Linked DNA regions of Homo sapiens: region 1 is linked to region 2. A link is an interaction called in ENCODE POLR2A ChIA-PET data of the cell type or tissue named here. Cell type or tissue: Panc1. All regions are shown on one strand.

Region 1 (2,500 bases), 530 kb before region 2:
TCTTTTCTTTCCTTCCTTCCTTCCTTCCTTCCTTCCTTCCTTCCTTCCTTCCTTCCTTCCTTCCTTTCTTTCTCTTTCTTTCTTTCTTTCTTTCTTTCTTTCTTTCTTTCTTTCTTTCTTTCTCTCTCTCTCTCTTTCTCTCTCTCTCTCTCTCTCTCTCTCTCTCTCTCTCTTTCTTTCTTTCTTTCTTTTTTTTTTTGAGACGGAGTCTCGCTGTATCGCCCAGGCTGGAGTGCAGTGGCGAGATCTCGGCTCACTGCAAACTCCACCTCCCAGGTTCATGCCATTCTCCTGCCTCAGCCTCCTAAGTAGCTGGGACTACAGGCTCCCGCCACTATGCCTGGCTAATTTTTTGTATTTTTAGTAGAGACGGGGTTTCACTGTGTTAGCCAGGATGGTCTCGATCTCCTGACCTCGTGAGCCGCCCACCTCGGCCTCCCAAAGTGCTGGGATCACAGGCGTGACCCACTGCGCCTGGCCGAGGCTGACTCTTTCTTGAGCCTGCCACTGTGACCTCCTGCTGGATGGGTCTCCTCTCCTCAGCCCCTGCGGGTGACCCCCTCCCAGATGCAGGCATCCCTATGGGTAGAACTGCTGAGACCATGCAAGAGCATCTCAGTTCTGGGGGGTTCCTTTTTGCCCCCTAAGCACATGCACACCTCTGCAAAGTGCATTTTCAGAGGGTTTTTTAAGCAACAAAGCAGTTTTAAAAAATCATCACCCTTCTTCCTTGATCATTGATTACACAGATTACACAGCTGTTTTCTTCCTGCCTGTTAAGTAGACTTGAAATTAGTTAAGTGGATGAAAAAATTACAAGTAAAAATGGGCATCACAGACTTTCAAAACTGTACAGGTGAGCACTGAAGCTATTTTTGCTTTCAAAATGTTTGTGTTGAAAGATACAAAGAAAAGAATGTATACAGGTGAATTTCCAGCTTAAAAAGAATATTGAAAAGAATGCTCTTGTGCCCACCACCAGCTTGAGAAATAGCATATCGCCCCCATGTGGCCGCCCCGTTGGCTTTCCTCTTTCCTGTCAGAGGTTATAACCACTATCCTGAATTTTTTGTTACCCATTCCTTGCTTTTATTTATAATTTTATGACTTGAGTATATGTATCTCTCTAAACAATACATTGTTTAGTTTTGTTCTGTTTTGAACATTCATGGAATTGTACTATGAGTATTTTTTTGTGAGTTTCTTTTCTTTTTTTTTTTATTTTTTTGCTCAAAACTGTTTTTGAGATTCATCCACGGTGAGACGTGTAACCATTGTTGATTTATTTCATGGCTATGCTGTGTCCTACTGTGTGCTTATGTTTGTTCAGCCTAAGGGGGATGGTATGTGGATTTCTGGTCTTTGCTATGAACAACAATACCACTTGTAACATTCTTAGATGTGGAAGTCATGACTAACTGGAAAATATTATTTGAGTTGAGGCTTGGTGGGTGAAGGTAAACATCCCTCTTTCATGGGGTCTGGGTTTAAGACATACGACCTATGGGGAAACTTATGTTCAAAGGATTGGGAAGATAAGGCACGTGGTCACCCTTCTCTGATACCACAGGACTTGCAGGGGCAGAAGGTGAGAAGGGAAGGGGGCACATTGTGAACTTCATTCCAGGAGAAGGGACATCCCCCTTTGCAGTGCATGGCTGGTGGTAGCCTTGCTGCAGGGCATAAGAAGTCAGGGCTGGCTCTGGTGCCAGTGGCCTGTCTTATGAGGCCAACTGTGTGTAAAGTTGTCTGAGAACTCCAGCTGCCAGTATCTGGTGACCTGTGGGAAGTGGCACTGGATTGCTGGGGAGAGGAAGTTCCTAGCAGCCCCACCTCCCCAGGGAAAGGCAGCCCTCTGAGGCTGAATATTTATCGCCAGGCAGCTTTGCCAGGCATTCTGGGTGTGCAAGTCATTCATGGGGCAATTCTGCCTTTCTCCACCAGAGACTCTTCCTCAGGGAGGTAACTTTACTGGCAATAGTGGACAATATTCAGGAACGGTTGTATCTGTTTACTGCTCTCCCCTTCGACTATGCTGGGTGTTTATTGCCTTTGATATTTTTACTAACCTGGTGGGTGTGAAATGGGATCTCACTGTGGTTTTCCTTTGCATTTGCTCATTCTGAATGAGGTTGAGCTTCCTTTCATATGTTTATGGGTTATTCTCTTTCAATGAATGCTTACTCTTGTCTTTGGCCATTTTTTTCCCATCGGATTGTCTGTCTCATTCTTACTGATGTACAGTGCTTATATATTCTGGCTATCAATCTTATGATGTTTCATACATGATGCAAATACCTTCTTCCACTTTGAGGAGTGTAGGTATTTTTAAAGGAGTTTTTCCTTTGTTTCCAAATAGTTTGCTTCTGCTAACTTAAGGGAAGCTTTTGGTTTATAAAGGCTTTTGGTTTTTTGTCAGAATTAGGTCCCAGATGTGCCTAACTACCTCTCCCATGGAGGGATAAATACATTTATGAACGGTTTTTGGAATATGTCTTCT
Region 2 (2,500 bases):
CAATGACCTGGAGAAGATGAAAGGCAGCTGCATTGCTCAAGGTGAAAAAGAGACACAGGCTAGCAGAAAGACACACAGTGAATAACACCATCAAAGGAACGGATGCATGGGAAGAGGAGAGATGGTGATGCCAGCCAGATGTGGCCGTGGGCTGGTGTTTCCTCTGGCCAGCAGTTCCAATGACACCTCCTCCTGAGGGCTTTACAGGGTGCCCAAATCGAACAATGCCATACTCTGAGCTCCTTTCATACCTCTGTCCATTTTCAGAGGCTGCACACATTACAAGGTTTTGGAATTGATTTGTTTTTCTGCCCACAGCAGCCTCCAGGCTCTCAGGGCATTGGAGCCTGTTCCTGGTACATCCTTCTACTCCAAATACCAAGTACAGTGCTTGGAACATGGTGGCAGATCTTTAAAATTGTGTTTCTTTTCTTTTTTCTTTTTTTTTTTTTTTTTGAGACTGAATCTCGCTCTGTTGCCTGGGCTGGAGTGCAGTGGCATGATCTCGGCTCACTGCAACCTCTGCCTCCTGGGTTCAAGTGATTCTCCTGCCTCAGCCTCCCGAGTAGCTGGGACTACCGGTGTGTACCACCAAGCCCAGCTAATTTTTGTATTTTTAGTAGTGACGGGGTTTCAGGCCTGATAGGGACCCTCAGAATTGTCCTGCTGCAGGGCACAGATTCCCTGTATTCCTCAACTTCCCCACCGCTCGAGGAGTTTCTCGAACTCCTGACCTCGTGGTCCGCCCGCTTTGGTCTCCCAAACTGCTGGGATTACAGGCCTGAGCCACCGCGCCTGGCCTAAAATTGTATTTCATTGAGTGAAATCTGTTCCTAAGGAATTGCTTTCCAATGAGATAGTCCGGGCAGTCCTTTCTTCAGACTCTCCCTGACCCCATCACATACGAGGCTTCCCTCTGACAATGTCTGACTTCCCCTTGCTCCTGGAAGGAGCTGAGGGAGGGACATCAATTCATTATGACACTGGCTTTTCTCAGCCTCTTGGAACCACGGGCCTACTTATGCCACCTCGGTGTTTCCCTGAGAAGATATGCTTGGGCTCAACCTGTCTGCACTCATTTCTAACTCCCTTAGGCTTCCTTGTGTTGGGTAAGGCATTCTCCATTTCGGTTGAATTTTTTAAGTTTACTACTCAAAAGTATCACTTATCAGGTCCCCAAATGGTCTAGGCAAATACGTGTTCACATTAGCCACTGTCTTCTAGGAAAAATTCTCCTAAAGTATTATTAAAAATCTGCTCCTTGATGAGTAATCACTTGCTTTCTCTTTCCCCTTCTCGTCATTGTTTACTGTGCTCCGAATGTTTGCCAAAGGCGCAGGTGGGAGCCGTTCTGCGGCACGGGAGGCTTATTATTCACGTGCATTTCCACCGTGCAGTTGAGAACTGATGATATCACAGCAGTGATATCTCTGTGGTTTCTATGAGCAGAACGGATGGAAGCGATACACCAGGCTCATCAAACCAGACCCAGGCAAATGCAGCCCTCAGGTCATCACGCGCAGCTCTCTTCTGCTGGTGTCTGCAAAGCATTCTAAGAGCCTGGCTTGAAAATGCTTAAAAGCGCAAGGTGTACGTTTTCAGAACAAAATTAATCCACCCAGTCTGCACAAACAGCTCCAAGATCTTCTGCGGTATAATTGACATATAAGTCACAATCATAAAAGTGAATCAGCCACGTCCCTGAAACACAGTCGGAGATGAGGTGCTAACTTCTTGAAGTGGCTGCATGAGTTTTCTTTGGCTGCTGTAACAAACCATCACATCAGTGGCTTAAACAACCCGAATCTATTAAAAGTCCAACGCAGGTGTCGCTGAGCTAGAATTGAGGTGTCAGCAGGCCTGTGTTCTTTCTGAAGAATGCAGGGGAGAAGCTGTTTCCTTATCTTTTCCAGCTTCTAGGAACCACCCATCTATTTTGACTCGGGGCCCCTCTTCCACCTTCAAAGCCAGCGATGGTGCCTTCCCCTGCCTTCCTTCCAGAGCCCTCTCTCCCTCTCCAGTTCTGCTGCCCTCTAATCCTTGTAGGATCCTTAAACATTGGGCCCATTTGGACAATTCAGAATAATCTCTCTGTTTTAAAGTCAATTAGTAGCTTTAATTTTATCCACAGCATCAATTTCCCTTTCCATGTAATGTAACACACACAGAGATTTTAGGGCCTGTGACAGGAACCCCTCTAGGGGGCTATTTTTCTGCAGACCAGTGGTGACCTACTTATCCAGGGATGTATCTCACTCACTGCCCAGCAGTGCTGGAGCCAGGTTGCAGGTGCCAGTTTGCCTGGAAGGTGAAGAAGGTGTTTGCATCTGGACCTGGCCTCGGCACTTGCTGGTGTGTGCCCTTGGGAAAGTCACTGTGTTAGTTTGGATTCCCAGGGTTTGGGGCACAAGGCATTTATTTTGGAAGTAATTCCAGGAAGCACTGTGAGGGTGTGGGGACATTCGTCAGGGCAGGAAGCTAAAAAGGAATAAGCTATGAG

The links. ChIA-PET counts read pairs that join two places held together with the same protein. Peaks named below come from ENCODE experiments on the same cell type or tissue, not always from the same donor. Only the 100,000 strongest peaks of a DNase experiment are listed, where the experiment ranks them.
Region 1: POLR2A ChIA-PET joins it to region 2 with 7 read pairs; 1 of 35 experiments calls an interaction of 5 or more read pairs at or near these places.

The regions. Positions count from the first base shown.
Region 1 is chr2:233,927,789-233,930,288 of GRCh38, forward strand. All of the region lies in intron 2 of TRPM8 (transient receptor potential cation channel subfamily M member 8), which reads left to right. Among named protein-coding and RNA genes, the nearest start is that of TRPM8, 12 kb to the left of the region's middle. In Panc1, CTCF peaks have their summits at 1,009 (motif pointing left) and 1,238; no DNase peak of the experiment used is centred here; H3K27ac peaks cover 1,609 bases.
Region 2 is chr2:234,462,773-234,465,272 of GRCh38, forward strand. No RefSeq gene overlaps it. Among named protein-coding and RNA genes, the nearest start is that of LINC01891, 9.4 kb to the left of the region's middle. In Panc1, no CTCF peak of the experiment used is centred here; a DNase peak (open chromatin) is centred at 1,370; H3K4me3 peaks cover 984 bases; H3K27ac peaks cover 2,078 bases.